Regions from separate parts of the Homo sapiens genome. Here region 2 is linked to region 1. A link is a loop called in an ENCODE intact Hi-C map of the cell type or tissue named here. Cell type or tissue: PC-3. All regions are shown on one strand. Links, peaks and the distances in the headings refer to the core of each region. The heading gives the core; the rest is flanking DNA.

The links. Peaks named below come from ENCODE experiments on the same cell type or tissue, not always from the same donor. Only the 100,000 strongest peaks of a DNase experiment are listed, where the experiment ranks them.
Region 2: a loop joins it to region 1, with 9 times the contacts of the local background. A loop is called at or near these places in 1 of 110 quality-filtered maps.

What each region holds. Positions count from the first base shown.
Region 1 is chr6:148,867,518-148,872,898 of GRCh38, reverse strand. The region is part of intron 1 of UST (uronyl 2-sulfotransferase); the gene reads right to left. Among named protein-coding and RNA genes, the nearest start is that of UST-AS1, 94 kb to the left of the region's middle. RefSeq lists a silencer at 3,672-3,966. In PC-3, for the core only: no CTCF peak of the experiment used is centred there; DNase peaks (open chromatin) are centred at 3,098 and 4,428; H3K4me3 peaks cover 307 bases; H3K27ac peaks cover 3,058 bases.
Region 2 is chr6:149,009,670-149,015,050 of GRCh38, reverse strand. The region is part of intron 5 of UST (uronyl 2-sulfotransferase); the gene reads right to left. Among named protein-coding and RNA genes, the nearest start is that of UST-AS2, 20 kb to the left of the region's middle. RefSeq lists an enhancer at 1-432. In PC-3, for the core only: no CTCF peak of the experiment used is centred there; a DNase peak (open chromatin) is centred at 2,840; H3K27ac peaks cover 2,305 bases.

The sequences.
Region 1 (5,381 bases), core at 331-5,330:
ATTACTTGGGACGAATCAATGTAATCACAGTGTCCTTGTCAGAGCCAGGCAAGACAGTCAGAGTGGGAGAAAGAGATGTGACGCTGGAGGATGTGTTTTGCAGATGGAGGAAGGGGCCACGAGTCAGGGAGTGCAGACAGCTTCTAGGAGCTGGAAAAGGCAAGAAAACAAATTCTTGCCTAGAGCCTCCAGAAGGAACACAGCCCTACTGACATCTTAATTTGAGCCCATTAAAACCCAGTTCAGATGAACTGTAAGATAATTATTTTGTGTTATTTTAAGCCACTACATTTATAGTAATTTGTTACAGCAGCAATAGGAAGTTAATAGTTGTGAAAATGATTTTTTATTTTTTGTCACTTCTTTCTATGAGCAAAATTTCTTGTAAGTGGTGACTCTCTGAAGACTGCTGAATGAAGCATTTCAAGTTGGAAATCCGAAGAGAGGTCATCACTCTCAATTATAAACTGATACATTTTTTATTTGGAGGTTTCCCACAACTTCAAAATTTAATATCTTCCCTAATATTTTGTATTTTGTTTTATGAATAATTACATAAAAATATGCGGTGAAAGTTTTCATCAAGCCTCATATAGACACCATCATCTCACCAGTTTACTTCAGTGTACCATCAAAATATTATCATTTTTTAAATATTCCATGATTTGAAAAGTTTTGATGTATTGCTTTACTTAACAAACATATAGAACATCAACAGATAAGAGTGTTGTCTTTGAAAGGGGGCTTTAATCCAACCAAACTGCCATTGTACTAAGCCTGATTTTCTCTCAAGCTTTGTTACGAGTCAGTACATTTCACCCGCGACATGCACGTGCATGCACACACACAGCCACATACACGATTTCAGAACAGAAAAATAACCATAGATATAGTACACCACACCCCTCAACTTACAGAGGAAATAATCAAAGCAATGAGAGGTTAAGTAATTCAGCTAAGACACACGGCTGGTTAATAGTGAAGGTTAAGAACAGCCCCAGGTGCTTGCTCACTCCACAGCATGACAACCTTACTACCTGCCATTTTTGACCCTAAGTGGTCACAATTTTCAAGCTTGCTTACCTAGCTTACTCTCCAAACCTGAATTGGAGTGAGTGGGTTTCTCTTATGTAATGAAATTCTTTCTCTAAGGACACACATATATCCTCATTGAGAGAACTTTTCTTAAAAGCTTCAAGCCTTGAAGTCAATTCCTACAAGCAATACTCCAAGTGTCCTGCATGTGGCTGTGGGGAGTTTACAGCCTACCAAGGTTACTACACTAATGTAGAAGTTCATGCTTTAGCATGTTTGTTGAAAAGAAGTAATACTTGTGAATATCAATTTCAGTAAATAACTCAAACTCATAGGAGACCAGGCCTGTGCAGCAATGTGAGTGAAATGCTAGCTGTCTGGGAAAGTATAAAGGGAGTGTGACAGGTGACGGGTAGAAATCAGAGGCAGGACAGTCACTACTGCACCCATCTAAGATTTACTGAAAATCTCTATGCTGGGCATTGTGCTGGATCCTGGGGATACAGTCTTAGTTTGGACTGCTGTAACAAATTGCCACCGACTAGGTGGCCTAAGTAGCAAACATTTATTTCTCACAGTTCTGGAGGCAGGAAGTCTAAGTTCAGGTTGCTGGCATGCTCAAGTTCCAGTGAGAGCCCTCATCCTGCCTGTGTCCTCACATGACAGAAAGAGAGGGGGACAGAGAGAGAGAAGGACAGAGAGAGAGAGGGAGAGAGGGAGAGAGAGAGAGAGAGAGAGAGAGAGAGGGAGAGAATGCTTGGCTGTCTCCTTCGTCCTTATAAGGCCCCCAATCCCATCATGGCAGCCCTACCCTCAAACCTAATCACCTCCCAAAGGCCCCACCTCCAAATATCATCACACTGGGGGTTAGGGCTTCAATATATAGATTTTAGAGGGACACAGCCATTGAGTCCATAGCACTGTCCCTCAGAAGTCTGCAGAAAAAGAGGTGACAGACATTAAACAAAGGATGATAAAATAAGTATTGATTTATGAGTGTGATGAGTCTTTCAAAGAGTAAATACAGAGTGATGTATGTGAGAAGGGAGAACAGAGGCCCTGAACTCCAGGAAGAGCAGGAAAGAGGGTGAGAGCATCCCAGGAGATGGTGGGCAGCCTGTGCTGGGCCCCAGGTCAGGAGGGAACAGGCCACTGTGAGTAACCAAGAGAAGACCGGAGTAAATGCATCCTGTAGTGGAGTCAGGCACATCTCCATGTAAAGGGAGTCTCCCCAGCTGTATCTGGAAGAAAAGAGGGACGCTGACAGCAAGAGAAGGGCAGGCGCACCTGGCCAGGGCACCATGCACCTGCAGCAGGGTGTGGCACTGGGAAGAGTGCAGGGCATCTGCATACCCAGGGGACTGCTGGATGGTGAGTCTAAGTTAAAGATGTGTTTACGACTTGAAACCAAAATCAGAAGAGGTAGTCTCATTCAAAAGGCAAATGGAAGTCCTCACAAAGATGCCAAAGGGATTGGGGCACATCTGAAATGAGCTTACATGCGTGCAGAACTTTAATGTTGTCACACATCATCTCAGCAGCCCCTCCCATCAACCCCAGGGGTCAGGAGGGCACTGAGACTCTCACCCTTCACAGGAAAGGAAGCTGAGCCCAGGTCACATGGCTGGGTAGTGTCAGAGCTGGGCTCGGACTGGGTTCAAGTCTCAGTCCAGGGTGGTATACACAGCAAGGCAATGGGTAGACTGGTTTCCTGCTGCCACTGTGTGTGTGTGTGTGTGTGTGTGTGTGTGTGTGTGTGAAACATTACCACTGTGAAGCTGGGGGAAAGCTAAACCCAGAATCCAATAGAAGTAGTCTGTGAGGACTAAGTAGGCCTTGGTGACTTTCTATGAATGAAATAATTCTTGCTGGGTTATGGGTCACGTGCATGAAGGTTGGTGTCAATGCACACATAATTTTAAATGGGTAAAATAAAATTGTGCTTCCAGCTCTGCCTCCTGTTTGATGGGTTTCTGGCCCATGGCCTGGTGTGACTGGTCATGACTGTGTCTTCCACATTCTAAATGCATCAATCCTATGTTTGACAGAGAAATGACTCATCACTTGCCAATTCTTCTCATGCTTTAGGGAAACGGGTAAGAAGGAACATTCTACCGGATGTTTCAAATAAACTGCATTAAAATGACATGCATGTGAACAAGAGACTTGAAGAGTTGCTCATAAATGCTGATGCTGATTTAGGAAGCGTGTGTGGATGAAATGCGTTTGATGCCAGCGTCGGTCTTATACAGATGTTGTGGGACAGATAGAACCATCCCATCTGGGATTATGCTTTCCTATAAACTTTCAAGTAACACAAGGAAAGGATCATAGTTTCTTCTTTATTAGGCCTTCAAATGTAAAATAAGGTTTTGAATAGAGCAGTGGAAATTATTGAAGTCATTTGGAAAGGTAATCCTCACAAAATTAACTAGCAACCTAACACATGAGCCTGATGGTGTCTATTAAAAGGGAGTAAGCTTTAATAAATTCATCACTCTCCTTTTCCTATCATCTCTCTAGTTCTATTTCACATCAGCTTTAATAGGATTTACGTGAAATTTTGTGGTTCACAGAACTATAATTTTGGAAGATAAACAAGGATTCCCAGACCTCCATATGTTACTCTATGCACAGATAAACACAACACCAAAAAACAAAACTACACCAAAGCCAAACAAATAGGTGCCTTAACATCAGAAATTCCTTTCCAAAGATAGGCTGAAGGCACAAGGGAAAGAATGCAGGGGAAGAATGTGAGTATGGCAGCCAACAGCCCAAGGTAGTGATCTACTTATTGGACGTAACCTTGGCAAGGTCTTGCAGTTTCTGAGTTTTAGTTTCCCTAGAGGTAAAGCAGGAAGAATAAAACTTACCTCATAAGGCTGGGGTGGTGTGAAACGGGGAGTGGTTAAAATCATCATTTATAAACTACCTGGCATACAAACATAAAGTGTAACTCTTACGATTATATTTAAAATAGAGCCAATTTAAGAACATGGTACATTAAGTAAAACATCTTCCAAGTAGTCACATACATAAACATCAGTCTGGTGCTGAAAGATGTAGCCCTTGTTACGCTCTTAGAATGGCCTGTCACAGTCTTCCTGCACATTTTTCAGGATTTATGATGGGGGGGTTATACCTGGGCATAAATTAATGTAATTTTCAAAACCCTGGCAGGGTTTGGGTATTCCTACACTTGTAGTATGATTCTGAAAAATAAAGTCTACCGTGGCTCATAAATACTCTTTAGTACTTAGTAGATCGGTTTCTTTTCTAGAGAAGTCTTAGTCCTACCTTTCAACAAAATGAGTTGGGAAATCCCTTCTAAAAGCCTGGCTGTTTTGAATTGCTCATAAATCTAGAAATATTCACGGTCTTTTCAAAGACGAAGTGAGTCACTCACTTTTGAATCACTGAATTTGAGGGTTGATGCAGATTACAGGGCTTGAAAGCAAAGGCCAGCACTAGCTCTGTTGGACAAAACCAGAGTTCATCTTTGCATTAAAACAAACGTCAAGTTTTCTGGTTTTCAGGGAACTAATGGAGAAAACACATTCGTGAATTCCAAATATATCCAAGCCTACTTAACATCAACTTACTTGTTGGAAAATGCTTCTTAATAAAACAATTTTTCCCCAACAGCAGAAAACATCAATTGAGTGAGTCTATCCTTACTAAAAATAAAGTCATTATCATGGTGCAAAAGGGAGCAGAAGCTCATCAGAAGACAGAGCTTTTGTCTAAGGAGTGGCCTGACATGGAGTGGGGCCTCAGATCACAGTGTCCTTTGCAGAGGAAGTGATGATGCCAGGACTGCTCATCAGTGGCAGGCTCATCAGTGATGAACAGCCTCTGACTGAGACATTAAGAAGATTACTGTGTTGGATGGAGGGAGGCACAGGATGATCTTCCAACCTTACTTCCAATTCTCAGATTCAGGGACTCCCTGAAGATCCCTTACAGCAACAAGCACAGCAAACTGCTCATCTTTTAAAAATCACCTTATTTATCATGTAGATTTCAATCCTACAAACAAGTGTGTATTAGTCTGTTCTCATGGTGCTGATAAAGACATACCTGAGACTGGATAATTTATAAAGAAAAAGAGGTTTAATAGACTCACAGTTCCACGTGGCTGGGGAGGCCTCACAATCAGGGCGGAAGGTGAAAGGCACATCTTACATGGTGGCAGATGAGAGCATGAGAGCCAAGCGAAAGGGGTTTCCCCTTATCAAACCATCAGATCTCACGAGACTTATTCACTACCACGAGAACAGTATGGGGGAAACTGCCCCCAGGATTCAATTATCTCTCACCAGCTCCATCCCACCCAATCTCAA
Region 2 (5,381 bases), core at 136-5,135, 140 kb before region 1:
TCACCCTTACTCCCACACCCCCTCTTCACCCCCACAGGATGATGACAGCAGCTTCTCAGCCAGCAGCTCTTCCTTCCACCTCTCCTCCCTGTGTGCAGCCTCCAGAGGTGCCCCAGTCTGCACTTCCTTGCTCTCCTTGGAGGACTCCTATTGACAGTGCAACAGGGATAACAATGGGGCACCTGATACAAACTGTGATTTCCCTGGCCAGACTTCCAGGGCATTTGATATGCAGGGCCAGGAATCTGCATTTGAAAGAAACTCTGGTGACTCTGAGAGGATGGTCACTCTTCATGAGCTGTCTGTGTATTAGGTAATTCATCTCATGCCTTTGCTCTTCCTCTCCCTTGCCACCTCCCTCCTCACCTAGTCTCAATAGCAGGCCCAGGTTTCTGGCGGGGAGAGTTAACATACTCCAGTCCACCTGGGCTAGCGCTCACTTGGGTCCAGGAAAAGGAGACAGATAGGACCATGGGCTTCCTTCCATGCTGGCCATTCACTGCCAGCCACATCTGGCAGATGGGGTCCCTGGGACAGGGCTCAGGTGCCACATCGCATACTCTCTTCCCTGTTGGCTGGAACCCAAATGTCTCCAGGAGTGGGGTCTGTCTGGAACCTCATCCATCAGCTGGGACCTGGCACTCTAACCTAGTTCTAGTTCTTAGGCTAGATCTGCTCCCAACATTGGGAGTGGCCAGAATTCTTTTAGAAGTGGACAGACTTCCTCATGGTGCCCATGAAAGGACTTCCAAGCTGGCCTGAGTGCTCCTGGCATCCTGAAATAACCTTCCCACCCACCTTGCAGGGGCTCCTCTGTGTATCGGCACTTGCTTCACCCACATGAGGGCTTGCTCTAGAGATGAGACACTGCGCTGGAGGCCTGGACACCTCCTACTCCCTCCCTGTCAGCGAATTTTCACAGCCCTGCCTCCTTCTCCTCACTCTGCACTGCCAGGCCCACAGGCCTCTCGTCTGCTTCTGCCTGAGACATAAAACTGCTCTTTTATTTCTCTGTACATCAAGAACTAGACAACTGCTTCCTCTCTTGGATTTCAGTTTTAATTTTAGAAAGGGTGGAAGGAAGAAATTCCCAGGTGGAGTTAATTTTATCACAAAAGGTGAATTTAGAGACGATTCATATTTTACTTATCCTTTTATAAGACAGCACCTTGTCTGAAAGCCACTGAACTGAAAAAAGACTTATTGGTGTTTTTACACAGCTCCATGCTTGAAACATGGATCAGTTTTGTCCATATGGCCCATGGCTTTCAAAGACAGGATTTCTGGCTGCTTTCAATAGCAGAATCCTTAAGAGGCCATATGCAAAGTTCCCTGAATGAGGAAAAGGAGATTTGGGTGCTGGTCTCAGCTCCAAGATTAATTAGCTCCAAGATTAATTAGCTGGGTGTCCTCAGCTAAATCGTGCCATCTCTGAGCCTCAGTTTCTCTCAGCTACATAATCTCAGTCGATGAAACTGCAGATGGACGTACCTGGTACCAACTTTTTTTTTCTCTTTTTTTTTTGAGACAGAGTTTCGCTCTTGTTGCCCAGGCTGGAGTGCAATGACGCAATTTTGGCTCACTGCAGCCTCTGCCTCCTGGGTTCAAATGATTTTTCTGCCTCAGCCTCCCGAGTAGTTGGGATTACAGGCAGCCACCACCATGCCCGGCTAATTTTTTGTATTTTTAGTAGCGGCAAACTCGAACTCCTGACCTCAGGTGATCCACCTTCCTTGACCTCCCAAAGTGCTGGGATTACAGGCGTGAGCCACTGCGCCTGACAATAACCAACTTTTAAGAATAGTTTTATAATCTCAAGATCTAGAAAAGGCTGTAATTTCTTAGATACCAAAACTTACGAGTTAATACAAGGCTTTTACTCTGCATTTATCATTTAAACTTTTTCACCTTTCATGAACGGCAGAGAGAGAAAACCACCAAGGTTGGTATCAGACAAACCTCAGTTCAAATCTTGGCTGTACCTCTTGTGAGTTGTGGAGTCTTTGGCAAATGTTCACTTCTCAAAAGCTCAACTTCTTCATCTGGTAAAATGAGGACAATAATACTTGCCTCATAGACCCTTTGCTAAGATTAGAAATCATTTATACCAGTTACTTTACCTGCCACTCACCTGTTAAGATTATGCCATCTTTATTATACCTTCAGCATTTCATTCCTTTTTACTTAATCTTATATTCAAAAACACCATTCCTGGTGATTCTGATAGTTTTTTTTTTTTTTTTTTTAAATAGTGACTCTGGCTAACTCACAGAGAAAACAGAGAGGAAGAAAAATACAGAAACATGTAATGTGCTATGTCAGTCAAAACAACAATACAATTTAATGGAAACACAAACGGTATTATGCAAAATATACCACTGTGGAACTTTGGACTTCTTATAGCTCATCTTACTCTGCACATGACGCAATGTAACACGATGATATAAAAAGCTCTTTTTCAATGTGGACTTAAAATTGATTTTTGGAGCCAGTCTTCACACGCTAAAAATATGGATATTATGGAAAAGGACGGTTTCTTACGCTGGCTGTGTTAGAAGTGGGAGAGAGAAAAATGACTGTCATTCACCATTGAGGCAGTACCCAAATCCTTGACCCATAAGTGGACCACGGTAATCAGAGTACAAGTTTAATGGGTTAAATGGAATGGATGTGGTCTAAGTTAACTTTTATTGCCTCATACACTCTTCCTTGTAAAAGGCTTTTTTCCAACCTTGTAAAAAAATCTGAGCCAGAACCAGAGGAGTCAAACAAGACTTTTTAGTGAGGCTTAATGGATTGGAAAGTGGCAGATGGCCAGATACCATCATTCTCCCATTCCATGCTCATGTCTAGCATGAATCACTGATGACACACTCTAGTTGAGATGGGAAGTGTCCTTCGGAATTCTCAATACAGCCATCCAGGAAGCATCAGCATCAGGCAGAGAAGCACGTTGCTCTCCCTGTTGTAAGCACAGCTTGCGATGTTGGATATTTAATATCTGTGGCATCTACCGTAGTGGCTTTCTGGTCCTTTACACTACTTCTGAGTTTATGGCTATGTGTCTGATGGCAGGATGGCAGATAAAGAATTTCTGGATAAGTGAGACATAATGCCAACTTTACTTTAATTATTTCGTTTCTTTTTCATATGAGTTAAGTAAATCCTTAATAAACAAACTGGCTTTAAAATTATTGGGAAAATAAAAGTGGAAATGCCTTTTTGTTTGTTTGTTTTTTGAGATGAAGTCTCGCTCTGTCGCCCAGGCTGGAGTGCAGTGGCACGATCTCGGCTCGCTGTAACCTCTGCCTCCCAGGTTCAAGCAATTCTCCTGCCTCAGCCTCCTGAGTAGCTGGAACTACAGGCACATGCCACCCACACCCGGCTAGTTTTTGTATTTTTAGTAGAGACAGCGTTTTGCCATGTTAGCCAGGCTGGTCTCGAACTCCTGACCTCAGGGGATCCACCCTCCTTGGCCTCCCCCAAAAATAGAAATGTCTTTGGAATTGTCAGCATACATGCTTTTTTGGGGGTTATCTATCACCTCAAACATTTATTCTTTGTATTACAAACAATCCAATTATATACTTTTAATTATTTTAAAATGGACAATTAAATTATTTTTGACCAGAGTCACACTGTTGTGCTAGCAAATACTAGGTCTTATTAATTCTGTCCAACTATGTTTTTGTACCCCTTAATCCTCCCCACTTCTCCCCGCCACTGCCATTACCCTTTCCAGTCTCTGGCAACCAATCTTCTACTCTATCTCCATGAGTTCAATTATCTTAATTTTTAGCTCCCACAAATAAATGAGAACTTGCAAAATTTGTCTTTCTGTACCTGACTTATTTCATTTAACATAATGACCTCCAGTTCCATTCAACATGACCTCCACGTCATTGCAAATGACAGGATCTCATTCATTTTTATGGCGGCATATCTACATTTATTTTAGCGAATATCCTTAACTCATTGGGAGCGCTAGTCCAGTGGAGCTCTTAAATTCTGAAACTGAAACACTTACGGACACAAGAGACCAAACATTTTTTGAAGTCATTCATTTGGATTCCAAGAGTGTGAGTTTCCAGTTTCTATTGCATTGAACTAAAGACAAATAAATAGTCACAGTTTTTTTTTTTTTTTTTTTTTTTTGGTTGAGACGGAGTCTTGCTCTGTCTCCCAGGCTGCAGTGCAGAGGCGCGATCTCGGCTCACTGCAACCTCTGCCTCCCAGATTAAGCGATTCTCCTGCCTCAGCCTCCTGAGTAGTTGGGATTACAGGCACGTGTCACCACACCCGGCTAATTTTTGTATTTTTAGTAGAGATAGGTTTTCACCATGTTGGTCAGGCTGGTCTTGAACTCCTGACCTCGTGATCTGCCCGCCTCAGCCTCCCAAAGTGCTGAGACTACAGGCATGAGCCACTGGACCCGGCCGAAATAGTCACAGTTTTATGCTGAAATGTTCCATTATAAGATGAAGACCAATCTAGTATCCAGCTCAGTTTTCATTAGATTTTTGGTAGGCTCTTTTCAATGAACTACAGCAAAGTTTACTAAGCATTTGAGATGCCTGTGGGCAGGACCCTGTGGAAGCTGTAGTGCCTCTCCCCCAGAAATATCCCTGCACTTCTTCTGGTTAACACAGTGTCACTCAAACAAGGAACCGCGGTCTTTGAGGTTCAAGGGGTTTTGATGCTTTTCAGAGATGTGGAGCCCACAACTACAATGGTCTCACAGAGAGTCTGGAAAACACGTGGAGCCTAACCAAATAAAAATAACACATCCTGATGGAGTCAAACTGGCTAACAGACAAACTGGTTGCTTCTATTTCTATAACAAAATATTTATCATAGTTACATTCCAATTCAGTTATAGAGATTAGGGAACTTGTAGTACATGTCATTGTAAATAACTGCAGTCATTTAAAATGTTTACAAAGAATATGTAACTATAGGAAAAATGCTTATCTGAGAAAGTCGGGATAAAATTATATATATATAATATGACTACAACCCTAGTTTTTTTTTTAAAAAAACTTATATTTTAAAGATAGATGGGAAGAAAATAAATTTAAAAAAATTTAAATGATTGGATCTAAGATGGTAGAATAAAGGATTTTCCCCTTTTTCTATTTTGGTCTTAAAATCTTATTTGATGTATATGTGCTATTGAAAAAAATTCAAAAATGTTTGTCAAAGTAATATGTACATGTCAAAAAAAAAAAAGACAAAAGGTATAATGAAAGCAACTGTCTCTTGTTCTATGCCTCTCTGCCTCTCAGTTGTGTCCCTCAGAGGTTAAGAATCCCATTTAGCTGGATTCTATGTCTGACTTGCTTGTTTTACTCCCTCGTTTTGCTGAAGTAATTCCTCAAGTA